Linked DNA regions of Homo sapiens: regions 1 and 2 are each linked to region 3. A link is a loop called in an ENCODE intact Hi-C map of the cell type or tissue named here. Cell type or tissue: heart right ventricle. All regions are shown on one strand. Each heading gives the region's core, and the rest is flanking DNA. Links, peaks and the distances in the headings are about the cores only.

The links. A loop is a pair of places that touch in the nucleus more often than their neighbours do. Peaks named below come from ENCODE experiments on the same cell type or tissue, not always from the same donor. Only the 100,000 strongest peaks of a DNase experiment are listed, where the experiment ranks them.
Region 1: it touches region 3 in a loop (2.4-fold over the local background); 6 of 110 quality-filtered maps call a loop at or near these places.
Region 2: it touches region 3 in a loop (1.9-fold over the local background); 9 of 110 quality-filtered maps call a loop at or near these places.

What each region holds. Positions count from the first base shown.
Region 1 is chr20:23,176,773-23,182,667 of GRCh38, forward strand. LINC03125 (long intergenic non-protein coding RNA 3125) reads left to right here. Exons shown (of 6, transcript NR_199692.1): 3 at 1,938-2,000; 4 at 3,639-4,365. Among named protein-coding and RNA genes, the nearest start is that of LINC03125, 32 kb to the left of the region's middle. RefSeq lists a silencer at 2,640-2,934. In heart right ventricle, for the core only: CTCF peaks have their summits at 2,306 and 2,506; DNase peaks (open chromatin) are centred at 2,248 and 3,899; H3K4me3 peaks cover 416 bases; H3K27ac peaks cover 4,477 bases.
Region 2 is chr20:23,159,295-23,165,189 of GRCh38, forward strand. It overlaps LINC03125 (long intergenic non-protein coding RNA 3125), which reads left to right. Exons shown (of 6, transcript NR_199692.1): 2 at 478-574. It also overlaps the pseudogene RNA5SP478. Among named protein-coding and RNA genes, the nearest start is that of LINC03125, 14 kb to the left of the region's middle. RefSeq lists a silencer at 933-1,032 and an enhancer at 2,558-2,607. In heart right ventricle, for the core only: no CTCF peak of the experiment used is centred there; DNase peaks (open chromatin) are centred at 1,517, 2,237, 3,207, 5,117 and 3 weaker places; H3K27ac peaks cover 3,693 bases.
Region 3 is chr20:23,075,688-23,081,582 of GRCh38, forward strand. CD93 (CD93 molecule) reads right to left here. Exons shown (of 2, transcript NM_012072.4): 2 at 3,673-5,895. Among named protein-coding and RNA genes, the nearest start is that of CD93, 7.7 kb to the right of the region's middle. In heart right ventricle, for the core only: a CTCF peak has its summit at 3,537; DNase peaks (open chromatin) are centred at 3,454 and 4,934; H3K4me3 peaks cover 1,066 bases; H3K27ac peaks cover 3,177 bases.

The sequences.
Region 1 (5,895 bases), core at 285-5,284, 100 kb after region 3:
ATAAAACAAGGGTATCTGTATTAGTTTAGCTAGTTTGTTCAGCAACGAAGTAGCAAAGACTGGGTGGCTTAAATAACAAACATTTATTTTCTCATAGTTCTGGAGGCCAGAAGTACAAGATCAATGTGTCATCAGGGTTGGTTTCTCTTGAGGTTGAGGCCTCTCTCCTTGGCTTGCAGATTACTACCTTATTTCTGTCTTTTCACATGGTCATCTCCTGTGCATGTGCACCCCGGGTGTCTCCTTGTGTGTTCAAATTTTCTCTTCTTACAAGGACACCAGTCAGATTAGATTAGGATCCACCCATATAGCATCATTTTACCTCTTTAAAGGATCTGTTTTCAAATATAATCACATTCTGAAGTGCTGGAGGAATATGAATTTGGAGGAATACAATTCAGCTCACAACAGCATTCAGATTAAAAAACAAAAAGTAAATCATTTCTATTCACAGGTAAAATAATCTGATAAATAGAAAAATACCAAAGAAGCCATTAAAAAACTATTAAAGCTAATAAAAGCATTCAGCAAAGTTGCAGAATACCAAATCAACAAAAAAGTTTTATTTCTACACATTATTAATAAATAACCTGAAATGAAAATTTAGAAACAATGCAATTTACTATAGTATCAAAAAATAGTATGCTTAGTAATAAATTTAACCAAGAGGAGCAACACTTGTACACTGAAAACTAGAAAACTTTACTGAAATAAATTGAAGAATACCTAAACAAATGAAAGACATCCCATGTTCATGGATTGGAAGACTTAATATTGTTGAGATGGCAATACACACAAAGTGATCTATAGATCTATTAATTTGCACACTTTATGTATGTACATTATATGTGAATAACAAGGAAAAGAAGAGAAAGAAAGAAAACAAAAACAAAGCCGTTTTCATCACATTTTGAGAGAAAAGAATCCAAATGGTATCCAATAAGTCCTTAGTTATCTTTCCAACTCCCCTCTCCTCTTCCTTACTATAGCATACTCCCACTTTATAGATTCTGACGACAGAACAAGATGGAATCAGAGATTCAGTATTTGTGTATCTGAAGACTATTATGGTAGTCTTAAAAAAGGCTTGCCCCAAAAATGGACCAGACTTCCCTTTACGCCCACAGGATGCTCCTAGGACCAAAGATAGATGCCAGAAAAGCTTCAACTCAGTGGTAACCAGTGCTCATGCCTGAGAACTGCCCATGGAACCATATGCCATGTGGTGCATCATGCTCCCATCCCTGCCTGGGGCCAAACAGAACCTTAGGTACTTCTGTCTGGACACTGCAAAAGGCACTGTCCAGTTCTACTAATTGGACCAGACCAGAAGCAACTCCTCCTACCTTGACTGGTTGCTGCTGCCTGACCCATCCACCTCTGCTTCCCCAGTGGGATCAGGCACACAGTCATCCTGGAGAATTTCAGCCAGTGGAGCTTCCGTGCAAAATTCTGTGACCCTGGGTGGACAAAGGTGGTGATGCTACCAAAGAACGATGTCTAGGGAGGCCACCAGGGCATCTGCAGAGAAGCAGAGAGCTTCCAATTCCTAATAGACATGACTCAAACCTTAAGAGATGTCGAGATATCAGGGGAGGTGTGCAGAGGACCCTGTAACTGATGCATCCCTCAAACCCCCTTCAGGAATGAAGAGCATAGCCCCAGCTCCAGAGCCCTCAGCTGCATGGTCAGTTCCTCCATGATTGCCTGGCCTGGAGAGAGCCCCCATCCAAAGTTACGCCTTCTTCTGGGGATGGCATCCACAGACTGCTCAATGTGGCCCATGAGGGTCTGGGCCCCTTGTCCCTCCAAGACAACTCTGAAGGGTTGTCTCAGCCTTCAAAGTCCCCATAGAATGGGAAGGGGTCTCAGCAGAGTCAGCATCACAGCCTGCCACTCCCTCTACATTGCTCTGTGTCTTTCTCGTCCCTTCCTAGCAGTGATCCCAGGAGCACCCTTAATGATGCTGAAGAAGAAAGAGTTAAAAGATGAGACAAAAAGTGAGTGTCCTTTCAGCTCCCCAAGCTGTAAGCAGCTCTTTCCTTAGCAACCTAACATATCGGTTCACAGTTTCTGTGTTTATTTTTTCTCCCAGCCAGAGCAAATCTAGACTGCTTGCTTTGGGCTGAATGTTGAAGAAGGCAGCACTGTTGGCAGGCAGAGGGGCTGTGGGCTGTCCGTCTTCCTCTTCCTCCGCTAAGGGAAACAATGGCAGGATCCAGTTGCTTATCTGCCTGCTTATCTAGCAAGCTGCTGGGTGTCTGGATCCTGCAGGGGCAGTGGGGGAGAGCCCTTAGCTCAGCACTGCCCTCCTGTGCTGGGGCAGGCATGGCAAAGCCCATGAAGTTGCTTCCCTCAGATAACCTTGTGTTTCCACCTGGAGAGGGGAAATAAAGACACATCACATCATTGGATTATGAGGAGTAAATTATAGAACGCACACACACAGTGATGGCATTCAAAAAATATCAGCTGTGGCCACCACTGTCTCAGCTCTTTGAACTTGGACTTGCAGGACTGGCCTCACTTGCAGGTACTGTGGCAAATTTCTCCCCATTTACAGTGACCTTCTGTTGACACTAAAATAGCTGTAGGTATGCATGGTGAGAAAATGTTAGACTTTATCCAAGAGTCAGGTTGCAAGACCAAGCTTCTCTACTTCCTGGCTATCTAGCTTTAAACAAGTCATATATTTGAGCCTCCATTTTCTCACAAACTCATTTCTCATGGATAGACAAACTTGAGAATCTGGTGAAATAACTCATATAAGAGGTCTTGACACCCCCAGCAAGCATTGGCTGATTCGAAGTCCACGGTGTAAAATGTAAGAAGGATTTGGTTATGCTGATAAGTAAATTTACCTGATCAGGACAGGTAGAGGAGCTCAAACTGACAAACAATACAGTGGCTGGGAAGAGAGGAAGATAACAGGAAGAACCTGTTATCTGAATGGTGGGCTGAGGAGGGCATTCCTAGAAAAAGGGAAGACACTGTCCTGAGTGTATTCTGCTCAGACCCATCTACTGTTTTATGAAACACCCTCCTATGGCTCCATTTCCTCAACACAATGGCCTGTCTTGTGTCACTGAACATGTTCTATGGCCTGCCTGTAATGTCTTCCTTCTCCCCTCCCATGCTCACCTCCACCCCAGTAAACTCCTATTCATCCCTCAAAACCCCAGCTCTGCCATCAAGTCTTCCAGGAAGGCTCTCCCAGCACCATCCTCACCTGCAGGTGGGTTTTGCACCACATCTATGCTTTGACCTGGGCTGCTGTTGGACAGTTGCCATGAGCCCAGACCTCTCTGAGAGCATGTGGAGCACCCTTTATGACACAAACAAGAGCTCAAGGATGGTGGCTGGGGTTCAGTCTGCCGCTGCAAATACCAAAAGCTGTCCTCATTGAGTCATCCCTCCCAGAGCAGGAAGAGCAGAGGTTCTGGGAAACAACCCCAAGGAGAGAGACAGGGCATTTGTGAGCTGTGCAGCCTCCCTGCTGGGACATAGGGAACTCTAGCTGGAGATGAGCAGGGCCTGAGTCTGAGGGTGGCCCTGCTGAAAGCACAGTAATAGGAGTTATAATCAGCTAAGAGCAGGAAATCTACTTTATTTTTCTAATGTTATTCTTTGCTTTCTAGATAAAACAGCATGTAAGCATCTCTGCAGTTGCTGTCCCCAGAGCCCACTTCCTGGATATTGCCAGCTGCCTGGACCAACCTTTCCGAAAGATCAGCCAGGTCACAGTGAGGGTCAAAGGTGAGCCACGGGCCTCAGCAGCTGCTGAGTGGATGGTGCGTGGGACTCAGGAAGTGACGTTCTCTCCCCGCCCAGCCCCCTTCCTCAGTCTATTGCTCCGAATCCTGGACCACACACTGCGTGCTGAGGCTCCATCGCTGTGCTGGGTGAGGGGTGGAGGACTGTCCAGCTGACAGCCACCCAGGAGGCCTGCCCAGGAGACCCAGCCCAGCCTCTCCTTGGAACCTGAAGAACTCCAGGCAGCTGATGGGACACTGGGGCCCAGGTCAGCCCCTCCCCTTCCCTGAGGTTGCCTGAGGACGCCTTCACTGTTCTAGAGAAGGAGGCCCTCCCCATGGCTGGGGACAGTCACAGCAGCTGCAGACAGATGATGGGAGGGAGCATTCTTTCCCTAACCCTAGAGGCGGGCGAGCATTCACCAAGTGTTGTTGTTAAAGAAAAAAAGAAAGAAAAAGAAACCAGGATTGTACCTGAGGTCAGGCAGACAGTGCTCAACTCAGCACTGGGAAGATTGCTAGAAGCCTTGGGCCTATCTAGGAAGACTGGGCCAACATGCGATCCCCTCTGCAAGGTGGAGGCCATGCACCTGCCTCCTGCTCCTGAGCTCCGGTATCCTCACTGTGACCCAGGCCCCACTGCAGCAAAGAGACACTGGGAATTAGCCCTTCTGTCCCCTCCTTGCCAGAAGGTGGGAAGATGTGTTGGTTGAGGGCCTAGAATTTTTTTCATCCCCAAAGACTTTCTTTTTTTAATATTATTATACTTTAAGTTCTAGGGTACATGTGCACAACGTACAGGTTTGATACATAGGTATGCATGTGCCATGTTGGTTTGCTGCACCCATCAACTCGTCATTTACATTTGGTATTTCTCCTAATGCTATCCTTCCCCCAGCCCCCAAACCCCTGACAGGCCCTGGTGTGTGATGTTCCCCACCCTGTGTCCAAGTGATCTCATTGTTAAATTCCCACCTGTAGGTGAGAACATGCGGTGTTTGGTTTTCTGTCCTTGTGATAGTTTGCTGAGAATGATGGTTTCCAGCTTCATCCATGTCCCTACAAAGGACATGAACTCATACTTTTTATGGCTGCATAGTATTCCATGGTGTATATGTACCACATTTTCTTAATCCAGTATCATTGATGAACATTTGGGTTGGTTCCAGCTCTTTGCTATTGTGAATAGTGCCACAATAAACATACATGTGAATGTGTCTTTATAGTAGCATGATTTATAATCCTTTGGGTATATACCCAGTAATGGGATGGCTGGGTCAAATGGTATTTCTAGTTCTAGATCCTTGAGGAATTGCCACAGTGTCCTCCACAATGGTTGAACTAATTTACACTCCCACTAACAGTGTAAAAGTGTTCCTATTTCTCCACATCCTCTCCAGTATCTGTAGTTTCCTGACTTTTTAATGACTGCCATTCTAACTGGCATGAGATAGTATCTCATTGTGGTTTTGATTTGTATTTCTCTGATGACCAGTGACGATGAGCATTTTTTCATGTGTCTGTTGGCTGCATAGATGTCTTCTTTTGAGAAGTGTCTGTTCATATCCTTTGCCTACTTTTTGATGGGGTTGTTTGTTTTTTTCTTGTAAAATTGATTGAGTTATTTGTAGATTCTGGATATTAGCCCTTTGTCAGATGGGTAGATTGCAAAAATTTTCTCCCATTCTGTAGGTTGCCTGTTCACTCTGATGGAAGTTTCTTTTGCCTTGCAGAAGCTATTTCGTTTAATTAGATCCCACTTGTCTATTTTGGCTTTTGTTGCCATTGCTTTTGGTGTTTTAGTCATGAAGTCCTTGCCCATGCCTGTGTCCTGAATGGTATTGCCTAGCTTTTCTTCTAGGGTTTTGATGGTTTTAGGCCTAACATTTAAGTCTTTAATCCATCTTGAATTAATTTTTGTATAAGGTGTAAGGAAAGGATCCAGTTTCAGCTTTCTGTATATGGCTAGCCAGTTTTCCCAGCACCATTTATTACATAGGGAATCCTTTCCCTATTTCTTGTTTTTGTCAGGTTTGTCAAAAATCAGATGGTTGGAGATATGTGGCGTTATTTCTAAGGGCTCCGTTCTGTTCCATTGGTCTATATATCTGTTTTGGTACCAGTACCATGCTGTTTTGGTTAC
Region 2 (5,895 bases), core at 285-5,284, 83 kb after region 3:
CCAGAGTCAGTCACTGGTTCCTTGTACCCCATTTTCAAGCACCCAAAGTGGTTCTTCCCCTCATGTATCGTTAGATCTACAGCTAAGCCAAATAGTGAAGGTGAAGACAAAGGAAAGGGCTCAAGATAACATTTCCCTTCCCTGAGTTGAAGTCATTAGTGACCCAGAAAACAGGAAGGGGGTGAGGCCTCATTTAGGGAGAGGAAAAGCAGAGGAAGTGGCACCCGGGGGTGTGGAGCAGGATGGAGCACACTTGAAGTGCTCCTTAGAAGGAGGCTGGTGGAGCCAGCCTGGGGGTGGGGTGGGTGGGGAAGCTTGGCTGGGGACACAGAAGGGCAGAACCACTCCCAGGATTGTTTTCCAAGGACAATTTACAGTACCCATTGTTGGCTTTTCCTCTGGGTAATTAGACACAACATGGGAGCAAGGGATCCTCATTCATCTTGTCACTGGGTTTTAATTTTCTTGGTCCTTCAGCTCCCAGCTGCCCTGGCAGATGTTCTGTCCACAAGTTCCAGGAAGTTCAGCAATGCTTCTTCTGCACTACTTTCACCCAGAGCTGACATGGTCTCTGGTAAGCAGCTTTAATTTGATATGGCTGGATGTACTTTGGGGCTGGCTGCAGCAGATGAGAAAAGCAACTCTTTTTATGATTTCTATAGCAGGGTTCATTGTGAAATTTAAAGCAGAGAGGAGACTTATTTCTTTACCCTGGGTGTGACACCCTTTGAAGCTAGCTGAAGTAAAATGCTTTGCCAAGGAGGAGGGAATGAAGGAGTCAGCATACAGAATGAAACTGGACCTTAATCCATCAGTGAGATAGACACGGCTGCTTAACAGATGAACGAATACATTTCCATGGTGCAATGAATCATTTCAGTTGTCCCCTTAAGAGTACATTTCTGAGATGTATTTCTATAGTGTGTGTGCGTGCACCTGTGTGTGTGTAACCGAAATATAAATTGGGCTTCATGTGGTCCAGGCTATACACAGAGTCACTGTCAAAGCAGCACCAGGCTAAAACAAAAGGCATCTATGGTTAGTTTCAGTTTTCACTCAGGTGTCTGGAAGAATGCTAAAAGGGATTCAATTTAAAAACCAGAGCAACACTTCTTAAAATTATGTTTTATTTATTTTCTTATTCTTCCAAAACTCGGTAGCCTTTCACTTGAAATGGCAAACATTCACATCACTTCCAGCTTTTGAGTCTTTCCTATTTTCATCTTCTGTCTGTGCTCTATCAGCATTTTACATGGACTGTAAAGTTTTCTCCCTATTTACCCATTACCTGAATTCTTCAAAACAAAAGAGGGCTCAGAAGCTGATCCAAGAAGCAGGAATCTCCTTCCCTTCCTGTCTCCGCCCACCCTGCCTGTCTTCGTCCTCTCAACAGTTTCTGCACCCCAGACTTGGCTGGCTAACACCCAGCTCTCCTTAGGAGCAAGCAAGGGAGAGGCTGAGACTCATTCAGAGGTTTCCAGTCCTCTGAATGGGTCCTTAGGCAATGGTCAGGAAATGAAGAGCAGGGGTTTAGAGCAGGGAGAAACTGGAATTTTTTTTTAAGCCTATAGCACCTGATAGTCTCAGTCTCCCATCAAGGTACTAACCAGGCCAGACCCTGCTGAGCTTCTGAGATCTGCTGAGATGGGGCATGTTCAGGGTGGTATGGCTCTTGGCAGAAATATTATTTTCTGTGTTGCTAAATCATGTTGCTGCCCTAGCTTCCAGACCCAGCTCTGCAGACTTCTGAAAAGAAAAGCCCATATGGACGGGTGCCACCCAAGGGCATCTCCGCTGACAGCCCAACTCCCCCCCAGCCCCCAACACATACACAGGGCAATGTCTCCTTGTCGGGTGTGAGTGTCACCCTCTGGAGTTCTCTGAGACTCTCCCACACTGAGCAGCCTGGAGTCCAGCCCTGGGTTTCCTCACAGGCCTCAGGGTCGGTGGTGGAACACACCAGGGTCCTTGCTTGTGGAAACTCTCAGAGGAGGCTGTGCCACCAAGTAAGCGTCCGTGGGGTTTCGGATCGCCTCTGGGCCACTCCTGCCTCTAGGAACCTCGGCTGGCACCTCGAGGTGTGGGCAGAGGGAGAGGCTGAGGCAAGACAAGGCAGCAAGGTGAGCCCAGGAGGCCGCAGGAGCCAGCCCCAGCTCCCCCAGGAGGCCTGGCTTAGGCATGCTGAGGCTCCATCCCCCTAGCCTGCTTTTCACAAGTCAGGACTGACATTCTGTGCAGACCCAGGGATCCTGACAGAGCTGAGTAAAGTATGAGTGTGCAATCTGAAAGTTCTTGAGCCACACTAGCATGCGAGCACAGGAAACTGCTGTGCGAGTGCAGGGCCCTGGAGCAGATCCTCCACTGTGGAGGGGCGCAGCGGCTGTGGCCCCGGGCTGAAACGATGGCTCCCCAGCCTTCCTAGCTGTTGGGGGTGGGGTGCAGCGGCTGTGGCCCCGGGCTGAGACGATGGCTCCCCAGCCTTCCTGGCTGCTTCCCCATTTCCTCCCACACAGGCTCACCGCTGTAGTCCTGGACACACTGTTGGGCTGGTGCATAGCAGGAACCCAATACATGAGTTGAGTGACTGGATAAACCCGGAGGCACTGACACCCTCCAACGGGGAACCCCTTCCTCAGTTCACCTCGCATTTGCAGAAAGCAGAGTAACATATATGACATTACTAGAAAATAGCAGGGGAAATGTAAAAATTGGGTTCAAAGTAGCCTCCTGGAGTTGAAATGGCTGCAGCTGTGTGGAATGGAACAGCAAAGGCAGCTCCACAGCAGAAAAGGGTCTCAACTTAGGCCCTGGGAGATGGACACAATTTCCCACCAGGGAGAAGAGAGGCCAGACGCCTCTAGCCACAGGGATAGTTGGCACACAGAGGTGTTAACTTTGGGATGAGTGTGGTTGAAGCCAGGGAAGGCCAAGCCCTGGCATCTCACATTCAAAGGAGCAGGTTCTCCTTGGAGCAGCCCCCAATCCCCCAGAGGAGGAGGGACCCCCAGGTATTCTCCCTCATAGCACCTTTTTTCTCATTGTGCTCATTACATTTGTGATATAATTTAGAGTAAGTCATGCAATGACGTATTAAATATCTGTCTCCCCACCAGACAGCACACTGCATGAGGGCTGGGCCTTAACACTTGGGTTCACTGAGTACCTGGCACTGTGCCCAGTGTGTTGTAAGGTACTCAGTGACTGCGTCAACACGGAAATGAGAACGCCGGGGCAGCTGCTCCCCCACCCCTACGCTCGCTGCAGACATGTGCTCCGTAGAGAGGGCTCCTCTCGAGGCCTAAGAGCGCTCCTGGCTTCCAGGATGCATGGATAGATGTGTCATCCAGATGGACCCTGGTTGGCACTGGACAGAGGGGCCTGGGGCTGCGCCAGGACTGATGGTAGAAGCACAGCAGAGGGTTGGTCTGGGCACCCAGTTCAGAGGGTCCTGCTTGGGGGCACGCCCTCTCCTGGAGGAAGCCAATGCTATAAAATTCCGTTAGGGACACCCCAGCTTCTGCTTCCCTGGGTTGGAGGGGCTCCCACCAGGCCCCTCCTTCCCTTTGGCTCCCTATACCCCAAAAAGGGAAGATTCTAGCAGCAAGGTCCCATTCTGACTCCAAGATGTAAGTCCCGTGCCTTCTGCTGGCCAGGTCCCGCACATCCTGGAACTGGGCCGCAGGGATCTGAAGCACTCTGCAGGGTCTCTCCCCAAGACCTGACTGGCCAACCTCCTCTCTCCTCATCTCTCCCAATGAGGAAGGAGCTGTCTGAGGAGAGCAGGAGGCAGGCCCAGCCAGCCTTGGGCAGGTGTCCTCCTACACCGGGGACAGAGAGGGACGGTGCACACAGATAGCAAGCAGCCTGCACAGGCCAGCACTCAGTGGCTGCACTTGCCAAGTGGAGCTTGCTTCATCTGCAGCCCAGGCCTGTGAGCTACAAACAGCATCTGGATGAACATGTTGGGCTTTCACCTTTGGAACTGTGGTGAGGGCAGTATCCTCCTTGGAAAAGGGTTACAGCCCCTGCTGACCCCGTGGTTGACAGCTGTGAAGGAGGCAACAGTGACACTTCCTACAATCCCAGGCCAGCAGCCCCAGGGAGGGAACATAAAGAGACCCCTGGGAGCTAAAGCTACGACTGCTAAACAGAGCCCTGTGGGCATCAGGACGGGTTCAAAATGAGATATCTGGAAACTGGAGGACCTGCAGGGGTGGTCAGGGTGGGAGCATCTCGGGAGCATCTTCCCACCAGAGCAGGTACAAAAATCTATTTATTCATTCAACACATAGTGGCCACATGGTCAGATATTGCCATCTACCTTTGGGAAGACAGATGTGAGGATGAGATGGGACGGTCACAGAGGGCCAGCAGAGCAGAGTACAAAACCAAAGAGGAAACCCCTTCTGCAGCCTGGGGGAGAGCATCTGGCCCTGGACAAGGATGGAGGCAGAATGGTGGGCCAGAGAGGCACATGAAAGGTGATGTGCGTGGGACCGCTGGATGAATGGATGTCCTGAAAATTGCACCTTGATGGCAATTTTAGTTCTTCTCTGCAAAGCCATGTGCCTCAGCCTTGTCCACATGCCAGAATCACCCGGCAAGCTTTGCAAAATGTTGATGTGCAAACCCCAAGCACAAAGATTCTGGTGTCTCGGGCCCGGGGTGCAGCCTGGGCATCTTCATTTAATGCAAGTGATTCATTAATGTGTGACAGTGCTGGAGATCCCTGGCTTGGAGAATCCTAAAATTTTCTCTAGCTTTAGTTCAGTTGCACCTGTAGGTAGAGCAGTTGCAGCTGATGACAGGCAGGCTGTGGGAGCAGGAGCTCAGTTAGGTTTCTGGGCCTCTGAGGGCCGCAGGGTCCACCTACCCACCCGTAGATTCTGCAGTATTTATAACTTTTTTGGTTCTGCCTCCAGCTTTCTGGGGCTGTCTGGTGGCAGAACAGTAAGAAGGGAGGGAAAGGAAACGTAAACCGGTTGATTCCAAAGTCCGTCCTGGAGACACAGTGCAGCCATAGGCAGGCTGGGCTCGCAGGCTGTGCTGAGCTGCAGCTGGCTGGGACTGCACAGTGAGCTGCCGGACATGCAACAAAGCGGCTGGGGGCCTCGAATGGGCACTTCGCCTTCCAGAAGTGTGTCCCTTGCCAGGGTTATTCACGCTCCCGCAGGGCTGAGAGCTGGCCAGCCTCCTCCTCTCCCAGATGGAGCTCAGGGCTGTGTGGCGGCCGTGGGGGACCTGGGACACTGGCTGCTCCAAGGGTTTTCTGCCGGTTATATCCATTTGGGATGTGTCCAGGGAAAAGGCCTCTATCAGCTGCGAGAAAAAGAACACACATTCCCGAAATATCCGATAAACAAAGATGATTCCTTTATCCACCCCACTGGCCAAAATGAGCACCTGTGGCCTTGTCTTTCACTCAGGAAGTGCGGCCACCCTAGCCGCTCTCCCTCCTCCCACACTCCCTGCCATGTGGCCCTGTCCCCTCCTCGTCCCACTCCATTTTCCACTTCTGTGTCCAGGCCTTTCCTTCTCTCTGCACCTTTCCTCAGTGTAATTTTCAGCCTCAAAAAGCATTTTTTTAAAGAGGCATTCCTCTCATTGCCCAGGCTGGAGTGCAATGGCACAATCTCAGCTCACTGCAGGCTCTGCCTCCCAGTTCAAGCGATTCTCCTGCCTCAGTGAGCCTCTGGAGTAGCTGAGATTATAGGCACACGCCACCACGCCCAGCTAATTTTTGTATTTTTAGTAGAGATGGGGTTTTACCATGTTGGTCAGGCTGGTCTCAAACTCCTGACCTCAGGTGATCCACCCATCTTGGCTTCCCAAAGTGCTGGGATTACAGGCTTGAGCCACTGCGCCCAGCCAAAAAGCTTTTTAAAATTACTTTTA
Region 3 (5,895 bases), core at 621-5,620:
CTACTAAAAATACAAAAAAAAATTAGTCGGGCATGGTGGCGTGTGCCTGTAATCCCAGCTACTCAGGAGGGCTGAGGCAGGAGAATCGCTTCAACCCGGGAGACGGAGGTTGCAGTGAGCCGAGATCACACCACTGCACTCCAGCCTGGGTGACAGAGCGAGACTCTATCTCAAAAAAAAAAAAAAAAAAAAAGGAAAAAAGAAAGAAATGGTCCATGAAAGAAAACACATTATTTGACATCAGCCTTCTCATCAGTAACAACGTATGCAAGAAAGCAAAGGCTGGATATCTCCAGAGTTCTACAGGACAACAGTTTAGAGCCTAGAAATCTATGTCTAGGTGAGGCATCATTCAACTTGCGGAAGGGAAAGGCATTTCTGGTCATGCAAGCATGACCTTCTCAGAAAAAGACACAACTCAAAACAAAACACTCCCGTGATAACTGAATCCAACAGTACTGGGAATCAGAGGTGAAGATGAGAAAAAATCAACAAAAACTCATGGCATCCAAGTAGGTTTTGGTTGTAAAAATGTATAACAATAAAAAAATAAAATTCAGATGCAATCCAGGTGGGCAGTGGTGTGGGAATCTGGGTAACCTGAGAGGACAGGAAATAGAAATAACAGATTGCTGGGTATTTTGGGGAATAGAGGGAGGAGATAGCTATTAATTAACACAAGACATTAATAGAAGATATAGGCTTTAGTATGTGAGGTGAAAAAGTAAGACTATTTGAAGAATACAAATAGTCTATATCAATTCCAAAATATTAAGGGAAAAAGTAGATCAAAGAAAACTTAATCAATCTAATAATTGACGAGAGAGAGGCTAGAAATCCCAATGAATCATTATAAATGGAACATATAAAATAAGTCAGTACAAATTTATTAGTAACCTTAATGAATGTGAATAGATTGAATTCTCCCATTAAAAGACAAAGACTTTTGATTGAATAAAAGAAAAAAAAAGTGAAATCCAGCTTTGTTGTTTACAAGAGACAAACATGAAGTGTCACCAGAAGGCTGAATTTAGGGAAAAAATACCAGATATTCATCAGATGCAGCAGAATGAATCGGGTATATCAGTTGTAAAGTCATATATAATATAATTTGAAGTGAAAAGGTTCAAAAAGGTATATTTTTTATTGGTGAAGGATGAAATCTGCCAAACACATATTAGTCCCTTCACCACGCGGCTGTAAATAGAAGACAAAACTGGTGGAAATCCGAGGAGAAGCTGACGAAGCCACAGCCATGGGGGATGAGGGCCTGGATGGAGGCCAGGGCATGAGGACTTGCAGGACGGATGAGAAGGAAAGCAGACAAGGGCGTGACACCCCGACAAACACACGTGGGACAGGAGGCAGCGATTTCAACAATGAAGTAAAACATTTGTGATATAACGTTTTTGGGAAAGCCAGACCCTGGAGAAAGAAGGTAGACGTCCCAATTATTTTCTTCCACCTCACAAATTTCATTATTTCATGATACTTGAACACAGTAGGAGCCCCACAGAGACAGGTCACAGGCTTGGCTTCAGACCTTACAATATGAACTATGTGGACAGGCGTAAGGCCAGTGGCAGAGGCAAGCAGGCTTTGCAGGAAGGTGACAGGAGGGTGCTGGGCCTCACCAAGGCCAGCAGAACGAAGTGGCCTGAAATTCGCACCGGCACGCCCTGAGAAACTCAGCCCTTCCTTCTCAGGCTCCAAGCCCAGCTTTGTGAGACCTGATTGTGACCACCACACCTGGGACATTCCTCTACCCCCTTTTGTGTTCTCTCTCTCTCTTCTCTCCCTCATCTCTCCTTCCTTCTCTTTCCCATTTATTCATTCCCTCCCTACCATTCATTCCTTCCCATTCATTCCCTTCTTTCCTCCCTCCCTCCCTCCCTCTCCCTCCCTCCTCCCTCTCCCTCCCTTCCTCCCTCTCCCTCCCTTCCTCCCTTCCTCTTTTCCTCCCTTCCATCCTTTCTTCCACTCAGTTGAATTCTATGAACCAATTTTAACCACAAGAGAACATCATCATCCAAGTTAATCACGACAAACCTCAAATAGAACCCAACTACCAGAACTCAGAGAGGGACAACCGCTCATGGAGAGTTTGGTGGTGGTTCTCCTGGGGACTCAGGAGAGGGCCTGTGCCTGAGCTGCATGCTGAGCACCCTTAAGTCAATCACAGTTCCGGAAAAATGATTGCACTTGATCTATACCTTTTACTCTCTCTGCCTCTTTCTTCACTTTTTCACTGTTGAGCTGTTCATAATTTCCTCTGAAAAGGGAGAGTTAGGAGGCATTCAGAGGATCTGAAGGGTAAACCCATTAGTCATTCTGTTTCTAAGCACCTGTAATGTCAAATATAATTCAGGGAAAGGCTGACTCCGACTTCTCTGGTTTTCAAGTTTATCATCTCTGCTCTCTGTATCTCCTCTTGCTGAATATACACAAGAGTCAGCTGAGAACTTGATAGGCTCACTCAATGCATGTTCAATCCCACAGAAGGTACATAGTACATGTCTGAGTCTCTCATTGTAATCTGCATTTTGTCTGATGATAGCAACACAAATGTACTCTGCATTGTGCAATAGATATGTGTGCAAATTAATTTTTCTTGGCAAATTATTTGTTTGCGAATGATTTACCTAGCATTTAAGAAATTTTAGTGAGATAGCAAAAGTCACCAAAAAATGTAACCATCACAAGTTGGTGTTTTCTTTCATAGGCTTTTCCTAAATTGAGAAACACTGGCCTCAGGTGTTCCAGTACGACACAGAAGGATGTTAGAACTGTGTGTGCTTGTGGGTGTGTGTCTTGTGGGTGTGTGTTGTGTGTGTTTGTGGATGCATATCTCTGTGTCATGCATGTGTGTGTTTATGTGTGTGGGTGTGTGTGTTGGGGGAACAGCCATGGTTGTTCATATCGAGGAATAATTTCCAAGTGTATGTTGTTAATGAATAGACTTCTAACAGGATCAGCTGCATTTAACCCTAAATAATGGATATTTATTGCAAGTGTCCTGTACCATTAGCATAACAGAGCAGAACCCTTTGTTCTTCTTAAGTCCTGTGCCTTTGCCACAGCCTTTTGCACAATCTTAAAAGCAGGCTGACTCAGAATTGACCACCATCTGCTGTTCCTGACTTGGAATCACCATGAGATTTGTGCAGCCAAACAACCAGCGATCTGATCTGCCTGTCCAATTAGTTAAATAAACTGAAAGGGCTTTGCTGACAAAGTAGTGATAAATGCTCCAATGATAATTATAGAACAGTGTTTTCACATCGCATCCATTGGACATGTTTAATTCTGCGCCAGGCATCACCCATGTAATTTACAAGATGCAGAGAATTAAAGAGTGATGAGGGGGCCATGGATGAGTGGACTCAGCTGCCATGGACACTGGGCGCAGTGCAGCCCAGCCCTCTGTATTCCATGTCCCCAAGGGCAGCACGCTGAGGGGCAGGGTACACATTTGCTGAGGTAATGAAGGAAGGCAGAGCCCAGCGCCCCCTGTCGCCTCCAGCAGGTGCAGGTGCAGAAACTCAGCCACAAGGTACCTTCTTTTTAGCAACTCTTTGAAAGGGGAGATGGATAAATGTAATGACCTTGAAAGCAAGTTCTGCCAGGTATTTCGAGTTGTCGTGAAATATATTAAAACAAGTTCACAATCAATGTGTTTAAGAGTTTATTAGGATAGGCACATAACAGAAAGCTCAAAGGACAACAAAGCTGCACCTTCCTAAAGGCTGACCCTCAAAGCACCATTTTGTTAGAACTCAGAGGAGAAGCTCGATCTCTGAGCCTTCCCTCCTCACAGTTTGGGAAACATGCACAGGATGAAGGTAAATCCTGCATAGAAATCTTGTAATTCCAGAATTAGTCAAACAAATTTGAAATACACACATTTAAAAATACTTACATTCTCATTTAGCATTCATGAAGTGATTACTGACATTTACAATTACATCTGACATCACAGAGCAAGCCTTTGCAGGGATCTAATTCAAGCTTAAGCCAAATCTATGCAAAGAACTTCAGCTCAGAGGAATAGTGGGCAAAATCTGCTGAAAAGAACTGCTTGCCACCTTGCAGATAAGAGCAACAGCACAATAAAGGGATTCCAGAGCTTCTACCTAAAATAGAAGGGCATTATCTACAAGAACAGACCAAAACACAATTTATTTTTAAACAAGCCCTTCAGTGAGTATTTGTCTCAGGAATCTAGTATGAAAATAGTGTCTTTGATTAGTGAATATATGGAGAATTCGGATTATCATCTCTATTTTTAGTTGAGAAAATGCACAAACCATATAGATTTAAACCATGGGTTTTGCAGCCGAAGTAGAGACAGATGTTTTCTGGGATCATATCTCAGATTCCCAAGCTAAAGCTATTGTTCAAGGTGATGGAAATATGTAGGGGGCATTAAACCATTTTGCAGCTGCTAGAAAGCTGTGTTTTCCTGTTTTCCTGATTTAGACAATGGAGAAGCTAAGAAGAGAAATAATAGGAAAGGCTTTCCTATGTTAGTTTTAAAAAGACTGTGTTATTTTTAATTCAATTTTTTTTTGTCAAATCTCATCTCTGTTCTCCTAGTTTTCACAGAAATATTTACAGGAATAAAGGTTGAAACAAAAGTACCTAATGATCATCTCCATCCATCGAAAGATTGCTCAGGGATAAGACACTCAAACAAGGGCTTGTGATGAGGATGGAAAAGACAAAGCAACTTGAAGAGAAAAAAAAATTCTTTTAAACTCAGTTCATCCTGCAAAATGGACATAACACATGCATATAAAGGTTTGACTTTTTAATTCCACTTTTTTGCCTGATCGCAGGGAAGATGGCATGTGGCTGGCCCTTCCTGAAGCCTTGCTCCTCCACCACTGGCTAACAGACAGGCCTCCAGGTGGCCTTGCAAGGCCGACAGTGACCGCAGCCCACTTCCCCACATCCTTAATCAGAGCCTCATGCAGTTCATCCCCACATTACCCAAACATAACGTCGTAGTGCTACACGTAGATGTGTTGCATCATGATGCTATGGCAATGACGATGACGCTTAGGTGTGTGGGCCACCGAAGGCAGAGACCAGATGTGGTTGGTCTTGCCTGGAAGCCAAGCTGTTGAGCAGGGGTGGAGTCCCTCTACAGAGGATGCTCACCAAGTTCTAATGCATTGTCGATAACTGTCCTGCCCTGGTTTTTCTGCATTCCTCAGATTATCTGTGGGAATTGTCCTCCTGCATCCTTTCTCAAATGACAAAGAAGAAAGAAAGAGCAGTGATGGCACCTGAAATTCAGGAATGAGTAGGCATGGCGAGCTGGGTGTGTGAGATGTTCTCTCTTTACATTGTCTGCTTTGAGATGTGGGATGAGGGGAGGGAGAGAGTTGGTCCTGAATATATTCAGTTTTTTCCAAGAGTCTCCCAGAATTATTGACCTATTTGGACAACAAATCTTCATTGTCTTGGTGTCCATCTCCAAGTGAAAACTTCCCCCGTCCCCATGGCCCTGGCTTGTTCTGCTGCTGAACAGGTCACCTGGGCAGAAACACTGTGTCTAGCGAGAAGTTAGCAGGTGGCAGGGTGCACCTCTCCCCATACTGTGACCCTTGGATTCCCCACTGTGCCACGCCCGAGCAAGCTGGGGCCCCTCAGGACAAGGACGATTTGTTAATGGCCTCTTGGCCGGTGGGCATTTGTTTACCCACTACTGTAGCCCCAAGATCCCCCAAACAAGAATTTCCATGCTTCAAAGTAACAGCAAAAATAAACAGGAGAATAAAGCACGTGTTTGAGCCCAGTGGTTTCCATCAGATGCACAACCTGAGCTGTCTGGTTGGGTTGCTGGCTCTCCCCCCGTGGTGGGAGTGGTGTGCAAGAGAAAGCACCACC